2 separate regions of the Homo sapiens genome follow, and region 1 is linked to region 2. A link is a loop called in an ENCODE intact Hi-C map of the cell type or tissue named here. Cell type or tissue: lower leg skin. All regions are shown on one strand. Each heading gives the region's core, and the rest is flanking DNA. Links, peaks and the distances in the headings are about the cores only. Region 1 overlaps SEC11A (SEC11 homolog A, signal peptidase complex subunit). Region 2 overlaps ZSCAN2 (zinc finger and SCAN domain containing 2).

What was found. Peaks named below come from ENCODE experiments on the same cell type or tissue, not always from the same donor. Only the 100,000 strongest peaks of a DNase experiment are listed, where the experiment ranks them.
Region 1: it touches region 2 in a loop (13-fold over the local background); 1 of 110 quality-filtered maps calls a loop at or near these places.

What each region holds. Positions count from the first base shown.
Region 1 is chr15:84,684,070-84,686,569 of GRCh38, forward strand. The region is part of intron 3 of SEC11A (SEC11 homolog A, signal peptidase complex subunit); the gene reads right to left. Among named protein-coding and RNA genes, the nearest start is that of NMB, 27 kb to the left of the region's middle. RefSeq lists an enhancer at 2,419-2,500. In lower leg skin, for the core only: no CTCF peak of the experiment used is centred there; a DNase peak (open chromatin) is centred at 1,446.
Region 2 is chr15:84,617,789-84,622,705 of GRCh38, forward strand. It overlaps ZSCAN2 (zinc finger and SCAN domain containing 2), which reads left to right. Exons shown (of 3, transcript NM_181877.4): 3 at 2,814-4,917. The coding sequence ends at 4,252. Among named protein-coding and RNA genes, the nearest start is that of ZSCAN2, 19 kb to the left of the region's middle. In lower leg skin, for the core only: no CTCF peak of the experiment used is centred there; no DNase peak of the experiment used is centred there.

The DNA of each region.
Region 1 (2,500 bases), core at 1-2,500, 64 kb after region 2:
TACAGAATAATGTATCCATCTGCATGGGAAAAGCAAAGCTAAGGATTAAGTCACCCAATGGTAAAATTTCTCTTTCCAAATACTTAATCACATGCCAGTGTTCAGTATCATCCAATTATAATATCTCCTGATATGGTTTGGCTGTGGTCCCTACCCAAATCTCATCTTGAACTGTAGTTCCCATAATTACCACAGGTCATGGGAGGTACCCAGTGGGAGGTAATTGAGTCATGGGGGCAGGTCTTTCCCAAGCTGTTCTCATGATAGTGAATAAGTCTCATGAGATCCAATGGTTTTATAAATGGGAGATCCCCTGCACATGACCTCTTGCCTGCCGACATGTACAACATGGATTTGCTTCTTCTTTGCCTTCTGATTGTGAGGCCTCCCCAGCCATGTGGAACTGTGAGTCCATTAAACCTCTTTCCTTTATAAATTACCCAGTCTCAGGTATGTCTTTATTAGCAGCATGAGAACAGACTAATATACCTCCTATAGGATGAACCTACTAAATACATACATTTTGAATATTATTTGTCCCCATATTTAAGAACAATGTTAATACTATTAAACCAAATGGGGCTGGGTGCAGTGGGTCATGCCTGTAATCTCTGCACTTTGGGAGGCAGAGGTGGGTGAATCATTTGAGGTCCGGAGTTCAAGACCAGTCTGGCCAACATGGTGAAACCCTGCCTCTACTAAAAATACAAAAATTAGCTGGGCGTGGTGGCAGGCGCCTGTAGTCCCAGCTACTTGGGAGGCTGAGGCAGGAGAATTGCTTGAACCCAGAAGGCAGAGGTTGCAGTGAGCCAAACTCGCACCATGAACTCCAGCCTGGGCGAAAGAGCGAGACTCCGTCTCAAAAGAAAAAACAAAAAACAAAAAAAACCCAAATGGTAATCCTGACCAGATATTTCAGTCTCCCCAAAAGAAAAAAAGAAAATTGAAAATTTCTGAATATTAACAGGGTCTGTTATCTACACAGGCCTGCAAGTTGAAGGTATCTCAAGAGTCTGAAATAAATCACCAAAAACCCCAGATTACAAGTACCATATTTAAAATCATCAGAATTCTGTACAAAATTATTTTAAAAATTTAAGGATTTTCCAATTAATATATTCTCTGTCTATGAATCTGCCCAGAAGCAGTTTTAAACTTAAGTCTATGACTCATTCAATTTCTTTTTCTTTTCTTTTTTCTTTTTTTGAGATACAGTCTCACTCTGTTGCCCAGGATAGAATAAAGTGGCATGATCTCGGCTCACTGCAGCCTCAACCTCCTGGGCTCAAGTGATCCTCCTACCTCAGCCTCTTGAGCAGCTGGGACTACAAGTGCACACCACCGTGCCTGACTCATTTTTTTTTTTTTTTTTTATTTGTAGAGACAGGGTTTCACCATCTGGTCTAGACGCCCAGGCTGGTCTAGAGCTCCTGCGCTCAAGCACTCCACCCGCCTCAGCCTCCCAAAGGGCTGGGATTACAGGCATGAGTCACCACACCCAGCCAAACTCACTCAATTTCAAAGGATCACAAATTAAAATGGAGAAATTTTCCTCCAGCTTAAACAAGGCCTGAGCTTAATTTGATTCTCTCTGATATATTTAGGGGAAAGTTGGTTCAGCTTTGTTCACAACAGGCATTGCTGAGAATGAACAACACAAATCCACTTTCAGAATCTGGAAAACACTATCCATGCTGAATAAACCTCTGTAATTCCAAAATAAATTTCTTTTTTTTTTTTTTTTTTTTTTTGAGATGGAGTCTCACTCTGTCATTCAGGCTGGAATGCAGTGGCGTGATCTCAGCTCACTGCAACCTTAGCCTCCCAGGTTCAAGTGATTCTCCTGCCTTAGCCTCCTGAGTAGCTGGAGTTACAGGTGCCCACCACCACGCCTGGCTAATTTTTATACTTCTAGTAGAGATGGGTTTTGCCATGTTGGCAAGGCTGGTCTTGAACTCCTGAGCTCAGGTGATCTGCCCGCCTCAGCCTCCCAAAGTGCTGAGATTACAGGCATGAGCCACTGCTCCCGGCCCCAAACAATTTCTAAAAATTTAAGTTATTCCTTCCCAGTCAATAATATAATGTCACTTTAAATTATAGTATTTCCACATACATACTGATATCTGATTTTATTAAAAAAAAATAAGCAGTCATATCTTTATTTCACCAATGAAGAAAGAACTCTTCTAAACTAGAATGTTTATAGGAATTTCAAAAAGCAATGGTTGACAGTTTCCTCTTCTTTCAAGAACTGAAATCCACCAGGTGCAATGGCTCATGCCTGTAATCCCAGCACTTTGGGAGGCCAAGGCAGGCGGATCACTTGAGGCCAGGGGTTCGAGACTAGCCTAGCCAACAAGGTGAAACCCTGTCTCTACTAAAAATACAAAAATTAGCTGGGCATGGTGGCACATGCCTGTAATCCCAGCTACTCAGAAGGCTGAGGCATGAGAATCACTTGAGCCTGGGAGGTGGAGGTTGCAGTGAGCCGAGATAGCGC
Region 2 (4,917 bases), core at 2,132-4,631:
TTAGCTGGGTGTGGTGGCATACACCTGTGTAATCCCAGCTACCTGCAAGGCTAAGGTGGGAGCGTCACCTGAGCCCAGGAAGTTGAGGCTACAGTGAGCTGCGATCTCGCTACTGTACTACCGCCTCGGTGACAGACTAAGACCTTGTCTCAAAAAAATAAAAAATAAAAATAAATGTGATCTTAAATTGACTGAAGGCAAGAGTGGAGCCCAGGTCCTGCCTGAGAGGGGCATGTCCAATTTTATCATGTTCATATGTAAGAGTTTATATTAACTTACAGAAAATTAATTGAGCATCTAACCTTAAATAAAGTTTTTTAGCTTTAATAATAGAAATGTCACTAGGAGTTCGAGCGCGATAGCTCACACCTGTAATCCCAGCACTATAAGAGGCCCAGGCGGGCGGATCACCTGAGGTCAGGAGTTTGAGACCAGCCTGGCCAACATAGTGAAACCCCATCTCTACTAAAAATACAAAAATTAGCTGGGCGTGGTGGTGTGCGCCTGTAGTCCCAGCTACTCTGGAGGCTGAGGCAGGAGAATCTCTTGAACTCGGGAGGCTGAGGTTGCAGTGAGCCTAGATCTCGCCACTGCAGTCCAGGCTGGGTGACCAAGTGAGACTCTGTCTTAAAAAATAGAAAAAAGTGCAGCTTTTTTTAGGATTGAGGTCAAGAGGGAAATTTCCTCCTCAGGCTCATCAAGAGGACATTGTGTGGTATAAACAATGTCATCAACAACTTCCTGGCAGCATTAATGTTCCCAACAGCCATTAATTTTTTTTTTTTTTTTCGAGACAGAGTCTTGGCTCTGTTGCCCAGGCCGGAGTGCAGTGGCGTGATCTTGGCTCACCAAAGCGTCCACCTCCTGGGTTCTAGTGATTCTCCTGCCTCAGCCTCCCAAGTAGCTGGGATTACAGGTGCCTACCACCATGCCCAGCTAATTTTTTTGTATTTTTATTAGAGACGGGGTTTCACCATGTTGGTCAGGCTGGTCTCAAACTCCTGATCTCAGATAATCTACCCACCTTGGCCTCCCAAAGTGCTAGGATTACAGGCGTGAGCCACCATGCCCGGTGTCAGTCATTAATTTCTAATGACACTTCTTAGAGTGTCAGCCAGGGCTATGAAGCCAACACACTATTCAGTAAACACAGTTCTGCCGGGGGTCAGAACAGTGTGATCCAGGCTCAGCTCTCTGCTGCTTTGGCCTCATCCTCGGGTAGATTTTACAGTCCCTCATCTAAGGAAGGGGCTATGTTCTTCTAGCAGTCCTCCCTAATGATTTCTTTTACTCAAATATTTGGGCACTGGAAGGTTTAACAAGTTCCTGGAAGACATATTACCAATTAAAGATCTATTCATGGCTGGGCGCGGTGGCTCACGCCTGTAATCCCAGCACTTTGGGAGGCCGAGGCGGGCGGATCACAAGGTCAGGAGATCGAGACCATCCTGGCTAACATGGTGAAACCCCGTCTCTCTAAAAATACAAAAAATTAGCCGGGTGTGGTGGTGGGCGCCTGTAGTCCCAGCTACTCGGGAGGCTGAGGCAAGAGAATGGCGTGAACTGGGGAGGCGGAGCTTGCAGTGAGCCGAGATCGCGCCATTGCACTCCAGCCTGGGCCACACAGCGAGACTCCGTCTCAAAAAAAAAAAAAAAATCTATTCATAAGCTCCCACTGCAGACAAATTTGAGGGCTCTTTTAACAATCCAGTTAACTTGCTTCTAGTCATTGGTATACACACCTAGGGTCCTTATTGCACGGGCTCTGTCATCTTTCCTGTGTCTAAATACAAAGTAATGCGGTCATAAACACCAGATACATGTCAATACAAGAAATTATTATATAAGCTCCTTTTGAAAGGAGACTGAGCTTTAGGGAAATGTCTATGGTACCAATAAAAAAACTCATTCATGCACTCATTACATTGAATCAAGCACCAGGCATTATGGTGAGTGTGGGGGTAATTGGGTAGGTACCCTGTTTATGTCCTTTAAAATTCCCACCTGACCTCATTTTCAGATGAAGACACAGGTAGTGGGGACATGGAACCCAAATCTTTAAGGCTTTGAAATTCTGGGTGATTGCCACAAAGATTATGAGGCCTGACAACCAGTCAGAATGAAATAAGCCTGGGTTGGTTTTTTTTTTTTTTTTTTTCCATCAGCTTTTAGGTTCAGGGGTACATGTGCAGGATGTGCAGGTTTGCTACAAAGGTAAATGCGTGCCATGGTGGTTTACTGCACAGGTCATCCCACCACCTAGGTATTAAGCCCAGCATCCATTAGCTATTCTTCCTGATGCTCTCCCTCCCCCTCCCCCACAGGCCCCAGGGTGTGTTATTTCCCTCCATGTGCTCATGTGTTCTCTTCATTCAGCTCCTGCTTATAAGAGAAAAGATGCAGTGTTTGGTTTTCTGTTCCTATGTTAGTTTGCTGAGGATAATGGCTTCCAATTCCATTCATGTCCCTGCAAAAGATATGATCTCATTCTTTTTTTTGGCTGCATAGTATACCATGGTGTATATGTACTACATTTTCTTCATCCAATCTATCATTGATGGGCATTTGGGTTGATTCTATGTCTTTGCTATTGTGAATAGTGCAGCATTGAACATGTGTGTGCATGTATCTTTATAATAGAATGATTTATATTCCTTTGGGTATATTAAACCTGATTATTAAAGGCTTTGAGGATTTTCTAGCCTCTTTGTGTTCACTGGAAGTTTAATTTTTATAAATTTCCCCCTTCGTTTTCTTTTGTCATCATGACAGGGAGTTGAGTAGACATTGTATGTTTTTCTTCATTGTTTCAGATTTTGAGATACAGAGTGAAAATGGGGAGAACTGTAATCAAGACATGTTTGAGAATGAATCACGTAAGATATTCTCGGAAATGCCTGAAGGTGAAAGTGCTCAGCACTCCGATGGGGAAAGTGACTTTGAGAGAGATGCTGGCATCCAGAGGCTCCAGGGACACAGCCCAGGTGAGGACCACGGGGAGGTGGTTTCTCAGGACAGGGAAGTTGGCCAGCTCATAGGCCTGCAGGGCACCTACCTAGGGGAGAAGCCCTACGAATGTCCCCAGTGTGGGAAGACCTTCAGCCGGAAATCCCACCTCATCACACACGAGAGGACCCACACAGGAGAGAAATACTACAAATGTGATGAATGTGGAAAAAGCTTTAGTGATGGTTCAAATTTTAGTAGACACCAAACCACTCACACCGGGGAGAAGCCCTACAAATGCAGAGACTGTGGGAAGAGCTTTAGCCGGAGTGCCAACCTCATAACCCACCAGAGGATCCACACGGGGGAAAAGCCCTTCCAGTGTGCCGAGTGTGGCAAGAGCTTCAGCAGGAGTCCCAACCTCATTGCACATCAGCGCACCCACACAGGAGAGAAACCCTACTCGTGCCCCGAGTGTGGAAAGAGCTTTGGCAACCGATCCAGCCTTAACACGCATCAGGGGATCCACACTGGAGAAAAGCCCTACGAATGTAAAGAATGCGGCGAAAGCTTTAGTTACAACTCCAATCTAATCAGACACCAGAGAATCCACACAGGAGAGAAACCCTACAAATGTACCGACTGTGGGCAGAGGTTCAGCCAGAGTTCAGCCCTCATCACCCACCGGAGAACCCACACAGGAGAGAAACCCTACCAGTGCAGCGAGTGTGGGAAAAGCTTCAGCCGCAGCTCTAACCTGGCCACACACCGGAGAACCCACATGGTGGAGAAGCCCTATAAGTGTGGGGTGTGTGGGAAGAGCTTCAGCCAGAGCTCCAGTCTGATTGCACACCAGGGCATGCACACAGGGGAGAAACCCTACGAGTGCCTGACATGTGGGGAGAGCTTCAGCTGGAGCTCCAACCTCCTCAAGCACCAGAGGATCCACACGGGAGAGAAACCCTACAAATGCAGCGAGTGTGGGAAATGCTTCAGCCAGCGCTCCCAGCTCGTAGTGCACCAGCGGACCCACACGGGCGAGAAGCCCTACAAATGCCTCATGTGCGGCAAGAGCTTCAGCCGGGGCTCCATTCTGGTCATGCACCAGAGAGCCCATTTGGGAGACAAGCCCTACAGGTGCCCTGAGTGTGGGAAAGGCTTTAGCTGGAACTCAGTCCTCATTATACATCAGCGAATCCACACTGGGGAGAAGCCCTACAAATGCCCCGAGTGTGGCAAAGGCTTCAGCAACAGCTCTAACTTTATCACACATCAGAGAACTCACATGAAAGAGAAACTTTATTGAAGTGGCAAAGAGTGAAAGTGAGGGACTGGCCTGGAGTGGGAGTTGCCACACTGCCCCAACAGTGATTCCCTTTCAAAGAGCTGTGCTTCCTAAACATTCTGGGGGGTTTTGCCAGAGTCTTCCCCTTGCTCATCCTCATTTCCAGGACACTGTCATTTTAGTGGTCTGAGTCAAGTCCCGTATACATTCAAGAACAGGGCATAGGCGTGGAAGGTCTGGAAAGTTGGGTCTTTTTCCCTTACATTGGGTGACTTGATTGGCCCCCTCTCATGATTCCTCTGTGCCTCAGTTTCCTCTTTGGTAAAATGGGGGGAAATGTTTCTCCATGTGGAATGGAAGACAGCATGGCCCACAACGTGGGCCGAGTCCTCAGAGAAATACTGGAAATCATTGGTGTGGTTCTGGTTGTTTTGTTGTTTTGCTGCCACGTTGTTGGGCTAAGGTGCCTTCACCCCAAGCTGTTAGTGTTCCAGGGCACCCCAAGCTGTCAGTTAGAATCTGCTCTTCTGGCTTTGGTGTCTTGGGCTTTGATTTCAGGTCAAGATGGAGGGGCTTCTCCAGTTCTGAGTCACCCACGTGAAGGTAAAGACCCTTTCTATTTCCAGAAAGTGTCAGGAGCACAGAAACTTGAGGAAGTACAGCCTGGAGCCAGTGTCCCAGTGTCC